2 separate regions of the Homo sapiens genome follow, and region 2 is linked to region 1. A link is a contact called in ENCODE Hi-C or POLR2A ChIA-PET data. All regions are on one chromosome and are shown on one strand. Each heading gives the region's core, a stretch centred on a gene start or an enhancer-like site at or near the end of the contact. The rest is flanking DNA. Distances are from core to core; before and after follow the strand shown.

Region 1 (7,223 bases), core at 48-2,547:
TTATCTTCACCACATTATTACAAGTTTGTAACTAGTAACATTCGTTAACAATCAGGCTGCAAAATTGTTATTATTATTGAGACAGGGGCTTGCTCTGTCGCCCAGGCTGGAGTGGAGTGGCTTGATCACTGCAGCCGTGATCTCCCACGCTCAAGCGATTCTCCCACCTCAGCCTCCCAAGTAGCTGGGACTACAGACATGCGCCACCAAATCCAGCTAATTTTTAGGTGGTTTTTTTTTTTTTTTTTTTTTTTTTTTTGTAGAGACGATTTCTCATTATGTTGTCCAGGCTGGTCTCGAATTCCTGACCTCAAGTGATCCTCTCGCTTCGGCCTCCCAAAGTGTTGGGATTACAGGCGTAAGCCACCGCGCTGGCCAAGCTGCAGAATTCTTTAGCCATCAAAGATGATGCCTCAAGTAGAAAGGCACAAGCTGCCTTCCTGAGGAACACAGGGAGAACTCTCATTACATCATAGTCTCACCGACTCTGTCTGAAGGAAGTGATGCTTCTCGTATCTCAGGAGTGTCTAATGTCATCTGGCCCACCGGCAGTTTGTGTATTCAGGAGGCTCTGGCTTTCAGGTTTGCTCCCTTGGGACCTCTTGTGTCACGTCGCTCGTTCTGGAAAGGAAAAGGGGTGAAAGAAAAAGGGAAATCACCAAAATGCAAAATCTGTTACCAGATGCCCTATTCCGTCCTAACTACCGAGTCTGGTGGCGTGGGCTGCTAAATCTTTTCGCGGAAAGATTGTCAGGCGCCACCCCGAGGTGTTTGTCAGCACAGAGATGGGGGAGAAGGGTGAGCTCACCCGAGAATTGAAAGGCAGGTGGTGAGGGATGAGGGGTGAGGAGTGGAGGGTGGCCATAAGCTTCTGCGTTTTGGCTAAAGTACAGACACAAAGCCGCGGCGTGAGGGTTTGCACAGAGTGGTGGGAAGGAGAGAATGTATTTGCTGGGTACGCAGAGCATTTCTGCACTCTCAAGAAGGCTGCCCGATTTGTCAGGGTTGCGCCCCGAGCCCGCGAGAAGGGCAGGGACTTTTTGTGATAAGCGCCTTCCCAAAGGTAGTGTCTGTTAAACGCAGAGCCTTAGCGAGTGCTGCTCGCAGACACGCCGGCTTCGCAGAAAGTCTCAGTCTAGCAGGTAGCTTAAGCAGACATCAGGTGCGCGAATTTGCTCTCCCTCACTGTTTCTAAGCCTGGGAGCACGCCCCCTCCGCGCCGGCGACCGCGGGTCGCGCATGCTCCGTGGGAGGGAGTGCGCCGCGCCTCCCGCCGGAAGCGTTCTCTCCCAGGTTGCGTTTCCTTCCTGTGTGAGGCCGGCTGAGGGCACTTGCTCTTGCTGTTTCTGCCCCTGGGTGAGTAGCTGGTTCCCGTGGGGCCTCATGGGATGGTTGTCGTATCCTTCTGAGGTCCTTTAAGGACCGTCTCGGACCTGGGAACCCCCGGAGGAAAGGTCACCCCGGTCTTCTCCCACGCCCTACCTCAGTGCCGCCCCCAAGCGCCCCGCAGCCCTTAGTATCTAGAGGATTAACCTCCAAGGGCGTCCCGGGCCTCGCCTTGGCGTCCGGCCCGGCCTGGGCCCTTAGGGTCTGCTTAGCTCTTCCCCAAGACTCGTGCCATTCCCGAGGGAATCTTTGTCGGCATCCTGGTCACTGTGGGGGTTTGAGGTCGTCCCGGAAGACTTCAGAACCAGGCGAACCTAGACGAAGGCGGCTGGAATGAACCAGGTCTGATTGTCGCACAGGCGCGGCCACCACCTTGTGCAAAATCGAAGGTGGTTCTTCAGGGCCGGGCACGCTTTCACAAAAGATGGTGATGTTAATAATAACCTGCCCTCTTTGTGAAGATTGGCAGGCCTTCATTGTCATAGGCTGTATTCGTAGGGCCTTTATGCCTGCAAAACTGGGACTTTTGAGTTTGAGAAACGATTTGTGAAATACTGCAATGAATTAGGAGAGAAATACTACAGTGAATGCTATGCTATGAATGCTATACATGTCAATAAATTGCTCATAGATGAGGTAGTACGATTTCACGGTTTTCCACTCGGAAATGGAGAACTTAAAATGAAACGACCTGATACCATATTTGCCTAACAAATAACTCTAGGTTATAGTGTTTTAGGATGTTTCTTAGTTGCATACAGCACTATCATCGTATATGTACATATTTGTGTATTCATTTTGTTGAACCTAATGTTTATACAGGATTGAAATACGCTCCCTGCTGTTGTATGCGCATGCAGCTTTTATTGTATGTTCGCTGGTGATGGTATTGCTGCTGTAACAGCCTTACATTTTAGGTATATCAATACCAAATGAATGATACATGAGTGTACAATAAAGTATATATAGTTACAGTCTACAAAACAAGTTTCAGTTTCATTGAAGGATTTTGAAGTAATTTAAAAAGGTAGACTACTATTTTACAAGTGGCCTTAGTAGACCTAAGTCTTTATTACATTAAAAATTTCAGAATTGGGAAGGATATAAACGGGTTTTGTGTGTTGACCTTTTATGGGATTAAAAGTTGTTACTATCTTGATGACTGGGATGTGTTCATAACAGCCCTAATTTGTTCATGTAGTTCAATGAATATCCAGTAGATGACTTGGTTGGTAGTTTTATCACTACCAACTCTAAAACGAAAACGTTTTACTGGAATGCCACCGCTTTTCACAGATTAGGTTAATAAAACCCTTATCTTGTCTAAATTATTTTCCTCTGTGAGTATACCCCACGTAGTGATATAACACGTTTCAACTGCATTTTCAACTTTGTGGAATAAAGACTAGAAAAGTCAGTTTTTTACTTCCTATGAGAAGTGAAATATTGTGTAACCCGTTTTTTTTGGAATCCATGCTGATGGAAGATAGCACACTTTGGTTTGTTCCATGAAGAGAGATTTCAGTTAGGTGCCTTCTCCTTTTTGGCTTCTTTTGCTTTCTTTATAATTAATATAATAGCCGGACAGTGTGTTCTTTGAATGAAGTGGTGATATCTTAACAATTATTGTATATCCAATATATAGTGGGCGTCATATATAGATGTTCAGTAAATGCAAATTGAATGAATTAAATCATTTACCATCCCTAGGCCAAAGTTTCTTCCTCCAAAATGAAGGCTTTCAATTATTTAGTTGTTAAGTTTAAATTAAATCTAATTATTGTGAAGTGAATGGCTCCTAGTGGAGAAATGTGGAACCTTTTGGAAATCCTTCAGAAGTGACTGTTGCAATGATTGAATGGGAGATTTCCTTCAGTTACAATTTATCTGTTGAACATAATTTTTGAATAGCCTCTGTTTTGTGTGTGGCAATTATAAACGTCTGTTTTGTGTGTGACAGTTATAAAGGTAGATAAGATATACATCTTGTTTATAAGGATTTAAACTCTAGTCGAGTAGATATCTCAAAAGCAAGACTTTTTTAAGATAGTGTAATAGGGCGAAATGAATAATACGAAGATTCATGTGATTTGAAAGGCTTTATGGAGCAAATAAAGTTGATTTTTGAAGTTAGGATAGAATTTGACTAATCCTAGGTGAATGAGGGTAAATGGCCCATGCAGGATACTAGACAGATACGCTGAAGGGAAAATATATGTGGGATTTTCAGATGGTAGTGACTCCAGCTATTTATAGAGTCCCTTTGAAAAGAGGTGAAAGAGAAAATGCTTACAATTGACTCTGGAGCTAGATTCTAGATTAGAATAGTTTTGAATGCTTGGGAAACGTATAAAGGAAATACTTTGGGGTCTTTTGATTAGAGAGAAGGAGTATATATCCTTGAGTGGAGGTGAGGGGTATAAAAGGAAATAAAAAATTTTTGGAGCTATTCTAGAGGGAGGAAGGTGAAGAGGCTCTTTAATTTAGTAGTAGTGAGAGGAGAATTTTAGAGCTGGAAGGACCATGGATATTAATCTTTGCAGTACCTAACTTTTATCTGCTGAGCCATACAAATTCTGTTTTTTTTCATGTTTATGTAAGTACAAATATATATTCTCTTTTTCTTATATATCCCATAGCATTCAGCACACTCCTGTGCTGAGAGTATAATGGCAGTATTTGAAGCTAAGATCCTATCTCCCAAAATGTGATAGTCATATCATCCCTAACAAGCTTATTCTTCCGGGTAGTTATTGCCATTGACAGAGGAGTGTATGTCTTCTGTAAGCCTAGCTTTGATTGATGTAGCTGTTCAGGGATATATGCAAAAATAGGCACATTTATCTCATTTTTTTTCTCTTTAGCTTGGGTGAGTGCTGTATTCTTGTAGTAGTTGTCTCAGTTCAAGATTTTTCCAAGTTCTATTGCTTCCTACTTAGCCCGGTTGTTGGGAACAATAGTGTGGCTCAAAAAAGTTAATACCACTTATTACTGAGGAAATGGCATGTTTAAATTTAAGCAGGCCTTGAAAACCTTTAAAAGTATGTATGAGGAAAAAGTGAGTCAGTTCACAATTTGAATTTCACTCAAAAATTACCTGGTATATGATACAGTTAATAGAAGAAATTCTTACCGTCACATTAGTATTGTTGGGCTGCCTTTCTTCAGTTGGATTAGTGTTATAGTTGATACTTTCCTAGACTCTGAAATAGTTCTTTAAAGCTGTTTTGAGTAAATACCTTAAGATATTTACTGTATTTTTCAAATAAAATGATTAATTCTACTACCAAATAAATCTTAATTTCTAGTCTACTTCTAGTTTGCAAGAGGAGCTTTAAATGTATTTGTTTACTTAACATTTAAAAATCCATTTCTCCTTAAAATGAAACACTTTTTTTAAGGTAGGTAATATTTTAATTTGACTAGAAGTTAGTTTTTCTTTCTTAGTTTAAGCTACTTTGTTAGTCTTACAATTTTAATAAGTATAGTTATTACCTAGTGACATTTCTGTTTGTTTTTTTAAGGTTAACATTCAAGATGGTACATGCTGAAGCCTTTTCTCGTCCTTTGAGTCGGAATGAAGTTGTTGGTTTAATTTTCCGTTTGACAATATTTGGTGCAGTGACATACTTTACTATCAAATGGATGGTAGATGCAATTGATCCAACCAGAAAGCAAAAAGTAGAAGCTCAGAAACAGGTATGATTGAAATGTTTGAAGATCATTTTTCTTGTGGCTAACAAGTATTTTCCCCTCAAACTAAAAATTTGGTAGAGTTCACAAATTAATGAGAAATTCTATAAGACCCACATGAAAATGTATTGGTACTCATAGTTTTATTACTCTTACAAAGTACTAGTTTATTATGACATTATTTCAAGTCATTTTTTACTATATAAACAACTTATCAGAAGAAAAATGAATAAACAATAAAATATTGTGAACATCTTCATTAGAATATTTTTGTCAGCTTTGGAGGTAGGATCTAGATAAAAGTTTTTAGGCTAACCCAAAATATTTATCTTCAGTAATGATATGCCTTTTGCTGTGTATGACATCTGAAATGTGGATAATACTGAAACGCTCTCAGTCTTAAACTTATAAGCTACACTAAAATCTAATTAATGAATTGCTGTAAAAGTTGTTGATTATTAATATAAGCTGTAGTTTTTAACTTTTTATCTGCTGCCTCTTGTGTTCATTTCCTTTTAAAGGTGATTGGTTTCTGTTTGTCATCAAAACATAAAAACCTTAAAGGAGTCTTACAGATTTTTTGTGCTGTTAGGTGGCTTTTCCCTTCTGGCTCTTTTTTTTTAAACAATAATTAATAACTAAAATATTTATGTCTTATTGAATATCTTATGGTATAATAACATAATTTATCTTAAAATAATTAAATAGGATATTCATGGATTTTTAGATCTGTCTTGTGAGTTGTGACAGATTTATTCAATAAACATTTATTGAGTCCCTATCAACTACTTGGTACCAAAGAAAAAAGATGAATAAATCTTGTTCTTTCAAAATGCTATAGGCTATTGTGGGAAATAGGGATGTAAATAAATGACTGTTTTACAATGTTAGCCCTTAAATCAGTAAAAAGTGAAAACCACAATTTTATAAACACTGCAATAAGTATATATCTGAAAGGCACTTTGGAGAATTCTGAACTTTTTCCTTGAATTTTATTATAAAATAGTTGACTGAAGTTCTAGATGATATTATCAGCCTATTTGTAAGTCTCTGGGAAGTCTGACCAGGGTAGATTTAAAAAAAAAAAAAAAGAAAAACTAGTTTGAGTATATCCATATGTCAACCTAAGTGTTGGGTTTTTTTCTCCCACCTGAATCATGAAAGTCAGTTTAAGTATGATGTCAAAATATTATAAGTTACATCGTTTCAGCATTTTAAAAAGCAGAGGTGTGACTTTTAAAGATAATTTTGTCTTTTTTTCCCCTTGGCTTCTAAGAACTCCTGAATACACATATAGAAGACATACAGAAAGCTAAATATAGATGCTAAGTACTACAAGCCTTCATTGAAAATTATGTGTATAGTATTATTCTAAATATTAGGTATATGAAACATTAGATATTATGTCCTTCATAGTGCCCATGATAGGGAGAAAAGACTTGTTCATGATAATATAAATTATAATAGTAAGTAGCATATCCCAGTTGCTTATTGAGTAGTGTAGACAGAAACTGTGGCTCTTAGAGAAAATAGTAGTCACCAGTGATTGTGGTAGTTGAAGATGGCTTCATGAAAGAGCTTGGCCTCTAGGGTAGGCAAGGACAGTTTTAAATAGAATGCATTACTTTTTCCTTCTTTGGTCCTTTTTGTTTTGTTGGGTGGACTGAGGCTGATAAAAAATACACAGCATTTTAGAATCCATCATCAACTGAAAAGGAGGGATACTTTTTGCTTCTAGCATTATCCCATTCCACAGTAATTTACCAGTGTTTAAAACACTCAGGATGAAATGGGATTTGCTTGGCCAACGGCTATAGCTTCTTGGTTACCCCTCCTCTTCTCTTCCCTACATCTCTGACCAGCTGTTAAACATGCTGTTGACTGGCCATGTGGTGGCTCACGCCTATAATCCCAGCACTTTGGGAGGCCGAGACAGGCAGATCACTTGAGGTCAGGAGTTGGAGATCAGCCTGGCCAACATGGTGAAACCCCATCTCTAATAAAAATACAAAACATTAGCCGGACGTAGTGGTGCACACCCAGCTACTCGGGAGGTTGAGAATTGCTTGAACCCGGGAGGCAGAGGTTGCAGTGAGCCAAGATCACACCCCTGCACTCCAGCCTGGGCAACAGAGAGAGACTCC
Region 2 (6,943 bases), core at 2,822-5,321, 570 kb before region 1:
ACCTTGTGATCCACCGGCCTCGGAACTCCCAAAGTGCTGGGATTACAGGCATGAGCCACTATTCCTGGCCAGTACACATTATTTTAAAATTACTAATATGATTGCCTAATTGTAATTTAAAGAAGAAGAAAGGAATATCATAATAATAATTGAAAATGCTTGGGGACAACTACACTGGAAGACATAATCAGACACACCTGTTTGTATAATCACTTTGAATTGGGATGTTACAAATTATTGCAGTTATATTTTCAGAGGATTCAAATGTCATATGTGCCATGGATATTGATATTATAATTTTCAAAAATGATTAACAATTCTCAGTAAGGTTCAAATGAAACAAAGTATAGTCTTCAGTTAGTTTACATTGGATTTGCATTTATGGGAAATTAGGTGTCTATTAAAACCATGAAAAGAAATATTTAATTTTTTATGTAAGATTGAATTTGGTCCTAGGCTTAAATCATTACATACAGATTTTTTAAAAATCTACATGAATAGTTGGTGGGACAGTAAAATCTAACATGATATGGAACTTCCCCTTACCTCCCTGACTACTACCCACTGAATGTCAGTTAACAGTCCCATAATAATTTATACTTTGAGACACCCTTCCCAAGAAAAATGGCCCTCATAAACTTCCAAAATATCCCCTAGAAGGCAGTACCATTCCTCTGAGAGCCACTGCTTTAGAAGAGCCAGCTGTTAGTTGTTTTTTGGCTTTGGGTTTTTTAAAATCTGAGGTGCACCAAGTTTCAAAGAAAGGTCCCCAATAAGAAAACCAACAAGCTGACTAAATGCATGTGTGCTATGGTCCCTGCTCACTACTCCTCTGCCCCACATTCCACCTTTCAGGAAGTTTGAGTACTGAAATAATACTAAATAATTTGCAGACACTTTGGGGGATTGGATGCTCAAACACTTTTTTCCCCTCTTTTATCTTATTTGGAATGAGAGTTTTATTTAGTGCATTCAGACGAACGAATATTAAAAACTTCCTTAGGTCCTCAAAGAAGGGCCTTGACATCTTTCCTTAGTGAGCTGGTCCAATGTTCTAAATCCTCTGAGCAGGATCCCTGTGGTGTGTGACCCAGATAGCGTCCCAGAGACTTTCACTTTATTTCCTTGTGAAGACACGTGAAAGCTGCTTTATCAAGGAGTCACTAAGTCTGGTCACAACACAGTTTCAAGGAACCAACACTGGGACACTTACCATTTTGATGATTTTATCAGCTTTGATGGTGAGCCTAATTACAAAAGTCCTATCAAATGAATATCCACTGGTTCTTGATAGACCACAACCAAATTGTATTTCCCCCTTGTGTTCCTAGCTATTTATGAATATTGTTGCAAATGCTGTAATTGCCATCACCTTCTTCTGACTTTCTCAATATAATACCTAATTAGTCAGTGTCAGTGTTGCCAGATGATATGAAATGCTGTGGCTTCTGGCCCTCATTTTCTAATGGATTTGGAATTGTATGTATTTATGTCATTGCTCTTCCTTTATAGCAACTACATGCCCTATCCCTGAATCTGTAAATATTCTGAGGCAGGTATATCTTGTAGTCCCCCAATAGCAAGAGTACCCTGCTTATAGTTTTTGGACATTTGTATTTAATGTTGCTCCTTTTATTTCTGTATGCATTCTCACTAGATAGGGCTTTAGCTTTAAAAACTGTGCGAATTTCATTCCACCAGAGGGCACCATGGTAAACTTCACTTTCAAAAGGATCCTTAACAACTCAGTTAAGAAATCCCTAAAAGGATCCTTAACAACTCAGTTAAGAAATCCCTAAAACCGAAATATTGAAACAAATGAATGTAATTAAAGCAGCAATACCTTTGACCAAGATATTTATTCCATCGTGACTTTTAAATCTCTATAGAATGATTCATTTTGCTAAGGGTATGTTAATCACTCTCAAGCACAACTTTGACAAATCAAAAATAGATAGCAGGCTTTATTATGGCCAATGTGTGAGCTCCACAGACTGTCAAAAAAAGAAAACAACAATAACAAAAAAAAACCCAGCACAGTTCTGTTAGGAGACATACCTCTCCTTTTCTGGCTCCAAAAGAGAATGAATGCTTTTTGAATCCTAGGAGGTAAACCAATATCGTAATTTCCTACATGCTACAAAATAGCCATCTTTAGTAAAGCTCCAATTTCAGGGTGGATTTTAATTGTTTACTACTAATAAACCTTGGGAGTTAATTTATACCATCCCTCAAGTCCCAACACAAACAGATTCCCTTTTCCAGAACTCATGGTGGCAAGATTCCATAGAACTCCCCAGATGATGGCAGCTACTATCAGAGCTCTCAACTCTGACAGGAATTAACAAATAACAGGTTACAAACAGGAAACACAGTGTCTCATATCCATGGCTCCACTGATGCATGGTACTATGTAACATGTAGGGTATGTTAATTCCCTGATATTTATTCACTTATTCATTCGACACATAGTTATTGAGTATCTCCTGTGTACCACGTTGTAAGCTCTGGGGATACAGTGATGAGGGCAATTGACCTGATCCTTGTCTTAATGGAGTTTGATTACTAGTAGGGGGAAGTCATATAAAAAGACGATGATAAACAAGGAATCAAATAAAAACATAAGTAATTTCAGTTTGAGAGGTCACAGAAAGTTAATAAAAAGGTTCTATGAGAATGAAGGGAACTCTCACACAGCTTGTGAGAGTAGGACTGTCTGTGTAGATAGCATGAGATAGGAGAAAGAGCTAGCCATGTGATAACATGGAGACAGGGACCAGCAAAATATTTAAGTCTCTTCAGCTGGAAAGACTGTGCTGTGTTCTGATAACAAAAAGGAGGCCTCCATAGCTAGAACAGTGAGTCCTAGGCAGAGTGAGGCAAATTAAACTGGGGCCAGATCCTGGGAAGGATTTTGAATTATTCTCAGGCATGTTTTAAGCAGGATGGCATAGTCCAGAGAATGGATTTCAAGGGAAGGAGGCAAGAGCTGGGGAAGACAGGGTGCCAGAAAGTATTGAAACCAAATAGCAAGTTATTGCAGTGGCTCAGAAGGAGAAAACAATGGTGATTATGGAGATGAACAGAGTAGCCTTATTCAAGGTGTGTTTTAGAAGTAGAATCTACAGGACTTGCTGATAAATTAAACATGGAAAGAAAATTAAGACAAAGATGACTTACAGGTTCTTAGCTTGAGCAACTGGGTGAATGGTTATGTTGTCGACTAAGCCTGAGGAAGGAACAGCTTTCAAGGATAGATGGAAGGAATAATTAGGTATCCAACTTCTACGTGTTAAATGAAAGGCGACTGTGATACACCCCAGGGAAATATATTCAGGACTGCCCTCTGAGCCCTCTAGACATAGGTTTCATTTGTACCACAACCATCTCCCCTTCCAAATACCCACAGAGATGTTTCCTATATCTATGTTTTCAAGGTGTGTGGTCGTGAAGAACAGGGAGCCCTTCACTCCTGTCTGCATTGCCCGCTAAACTACAGGCTGACGTGCCTTCTGATTTTCTTTTCTGCTGTCAGAGCATTTGCTTCCCTCTGTCCTACAGGACAACTCTAAATCATTATCTCCACAACACCTGCTCCATATCAAAAGTGTTAGATTTTTAGCCAGAAGACATGCACTATTTTTCTTACTAGCTGGGTGACCTGGGGCATGCCATTTAACTTCTGGGAGCCCTGCAGGTCTTTGTAAAGACAATATCAATGATTACATGTAAAAGCACTTTGTAAACTGTAAGCAGTTACGTAAATAGGCTTGTTATTCTCATTTTTGTCTCAGTCTCCACCACTGTAACAAATAATCTTCCTTTTTTTTTTTTTTTTTTTTTTGCTCTGTTCTCCTCGCTTTTCTTCTTGCGTGCTTCTTCTGTCTCTTGTCCTTTCTGCCACATAAATTTGCTTTCCTGAAAAAGGCTGGTTATTTGGAGACATCATCACCAGCCAATCAGAGCTCTCTATTCCTTCTGGCTGGAAAGCCAATCAGATGTAAGCTCCAGGTCTCTTTTCAGTGTTGCTAGGGCTTCAGGTCTACTTCTAAAAGCTGACTTGCTTGCTTTCCGCTAGTTCATTCTCTGTCTCTCTCTGCTCCCCACTTCTCCCACCCCCACTCTATTCCTCTCACTCCTCCCCTCTTCTGGGTTTGGAGCAGTTCCAAATACTTAAGGCTTCCGGAAGTTTGGGTTATGGATAAGCAAGGTTTGACTGTATATTTTTTCCCTTGAGAAATAGAGGACAGCTATTCCATGTTCAATATTGAAGCAAATGTTTTAGCAGCTTAATGTCCCTTGGCTACATAAAATTTAGTTCTGTTTATGTGTTTTGGGTGTACAGATCACTTTTTATTCAGATGGACTAGAGCATAAACTGGCATTGAGTTTTCTGGCAATGAAACGTCATAGCACTGGAACCTCACTGGGCTTTACAAAAATGCATTCAAAATATTTTAAAGTACTTCCACTTTATAACTGATGACAGAAGATGATAAATACATTGTGGTTATTTTGCTCCTGTTTTTTGAACTTTCAGTGCTGGGATTATTGGAGACAACTACCCTGAGATAGCAGTGATTTGGGAACTAATACCTAATGGCTAAGTGGGTGTCCTCAGCCCTCACATCCTGCTTATCTATGGAAACTAAGTAACATGGGAATGATAGCTAGAAATCCACCCTTTTCAGAGGACCCAAGAGTCCATCTTTAAATGCTGTATGGCTGGGTATGCTGTGAGGATTCTCTTAACACAGAACAGCTCTGCCTTCCAAAACCCTAAAGACGTTTGATAAGGAAAAATAGCTAACAAGTTATGCCTTTCTCATAACCTTTGAAACCTACTTAAAAACTGAAACAGTACAAGAATTTGCAGTTTAAAATGACCAGAGAAGTGGCAGAAAGCCAGAATTCTGTCAGAGACGGCTTAGAAAAGCTTAATGATTAACAAATGGGTCACTGCCTTCAGGCTCTGACCTTTAGAACTAACCAATTTTAGCCTTTTGGTTATGTTCCTTCAACTCGTTTTATATCAAGGAAAAAAAAATACTCTCTAATGGCACAGTACCACCCATCCAAAAAAAGGATTCTTAGCAGTCCAGTATTTGGTCAGTAGCTTTTCTGATAACATGGAGTTGGTCCTAAGCACAGTATTAACAACTGTTAAATTATATTTTTTGTTAGAGTTTAAGGAAGGCCCTAAGCACGACTGCATATCCTGCAGGTGAAATGTACGAAATTTCGGTTAACATGGTAACGGCTCTAAAAATACCTAGGCTACAGTTTAACCACAGAGTTTCCTCCTTAACGTAAAAAAGCCACCATCACGAGCTGTTAGAAAGTGCAACAAAAGCAATCTCTGTCGGACTTTGTGCAAGCAGGCTATTAAATCAGGCCTGGCAGTGACAATCTGCAGCCACTCTGCATCAAAGTAATAATTAAAGTTTTGCAAGCCCAAACAGCAATGCACAAACCACCTAAGAAATATGTTACATTGATAAGTCCTTTTTTTCTGCCTGTAACTTCTCTTCTCCCCTACCCCCAACCACCAGGTGGACTAAGCAGGGCGTGGCAGGGGCACCGTGACAAAGAGTCACCACACCATAACCACAGGGCCCCACCCGAAGGAAAACCTAGGGCAGGCTGCCACGGTTTTCCCAGCAACCTCTGCACCAGGATCCCATAGAGTATGCACAGGAGGCTAAATCACTCACCTGGGGTTTCCCATCTGGGCTCTTTGCTTGGCAGAGACAGAGAGGGTGGGGTCAACCTTTTCCTTGATGCTTTTGCAGTTAGCAAGTTGGAAACACATTTGACTCTTTTGAATTCTGTGCCTTGGCTATTCAGGAGTCTGTCATGTCTGGGCTTACTAAATTCTACCATGTCTAGGCTGCCGGGTTTAATAAATAGAAATACCTGACATCCAGTTAAATTGGAATTTTGAATAAACAGTGAAGAATTTAGTGAGTGTAAGTATATCCCATGCAATGCTTGGGATACTTACACTACATACTTATATACTTATACTACAAATAATTTCATAGTTTACCTGAAATTCAAATTTGACTGGATGTACTTTCAGAGTCTTTTTATCCACCAACACCCAATTAACAAATTGGTTTTTATTTGTTTGGGCTTTTTAACTTCATTTTGCTTTTATTTAGTTTTGCTTTGCCTTGCAAGCCTTGGGTCAGTGTAGAAAGGCTAATCCAAGGAAATGAGCTAGCATTTGCTGAGCTCATTCTTAAATCAGGCTTCATCTTAGGTACTTTTGATGCATGGTCTTTTAAAATCCTCACATCATCCTCTATAATAGCCTACTTAAAATCCACATTTTATAGAGGAGGGTACCTCAGCTCAGAAAGGTTAAGTGATTTGACCAAGGTCACACAGCTAACAAGGAGGCAAAGCTAGGTGTAAGCCTAAGTGAGTATGACCCCAACTGGCTTTCTCAACTACTTAGTACATCTGCAATAGTCACATTTAAATGTAATAGTTAATTTTTGCCTGTTTATCAGACATTAGGTTCTTTTCCTTAACAAACGTCAACTCAATAGCATAGATTTCATAAGCGAAAAGCTCAAATTGACAGCTGAATTGGGAACTGTTCTCCATCAACTCCTGGTACATAATAAACTATTTTATTAATCTCTTTACTAAAAATGAACTTCCAGGCCATTTCTGACTACTCCACACTAGAGCTATAGTTGTTCTAAGTGCTTTCTATATAGTAATTAATCTAATATTGAAATCAACCCTATGATATAGTCAGTACTATAATTTTCAATTTATAGTGTAGAGAAATTGAAGTTCACAGCCTTTCCCAAGGTCATACACTGGTAAGGGAATTAAGCATGATTTAATCTCATCTTCCTGGCTGCAAAGCCTAGGTTGTGTGGCTTTGAGGAATTACTTAGCCTCTCTGAGCCTAAGTTTTTTCATG

Evidence for each region. A loop is a pair of places that touch in the nucleus more often than their neighbours do. ChIA-PET counts read pairs that join two places held with the same protein, here RNA polymerase II (POLR2A). Pooled maps may share reads with other maps.
Region 2: a loop to region 1 is called in a map of OCI-LY7, with 11 times the contacts of the local background. The contact joins the enhancer-like site here to the promoter of ATAD1 in region 1. A Hi-C loop is called at or near these places in 7 of 168 maps with a recorded cell type or tissue (B cell, CD4-positive, alpha-beta memory T cell, CD8-positive, alpha-beta T cell and 3 more), 21 of 37 single-sample maps with no recorded cell type and 16 of 50 pooled maps. POLR2A ChIA-PET finds 5 or more read pairs at or near these places in 13 of 52 experiments (CD4-positive, alpha-beta T cell, CD4-positive, alpha-beta memory T cell, GM12878 and 9 more).

The regions. Positions count from the first base shown.
Region 1 is chr10:87,812,300-87,819,522 of GRCh38, reverse strand. It overlaps ATAD1 (ATPase family AAA domain containing 1), which reads left to right and starts at 1,297. Exons shown (of 10, transcript NM_001321967.2): 1 at 1,297-1,356; 2 at 4,911-5,085. The coding sequence starts at 4,924. It also overlaps the pseudogene CFL1P1. RefSeq lists a silencer at 1,150-1,199.
Region 2 is chr10:88,384,404-88,391,346 of GRCh38, reverse strand. The region is part of intron 4 of RNLS (renalase, FAD dependent amine oxidase); the gene reads left to right. Among named protein-coding and RNA genes, the nearest start is that of RNLS, 200 kb to the left of the region's middle. Within about 2 kb of position 4,071, at least 19 of the 41 ENCODE cell types and tissues checked have a DNase peak (open chromatin) inside an H3K27ac peak, as active enhancers do; they include B cell, CD4-positive, alpha-beta T cell, CD8-positive, alpha-beta T cell and 2 more, where a contact is called at or near this core.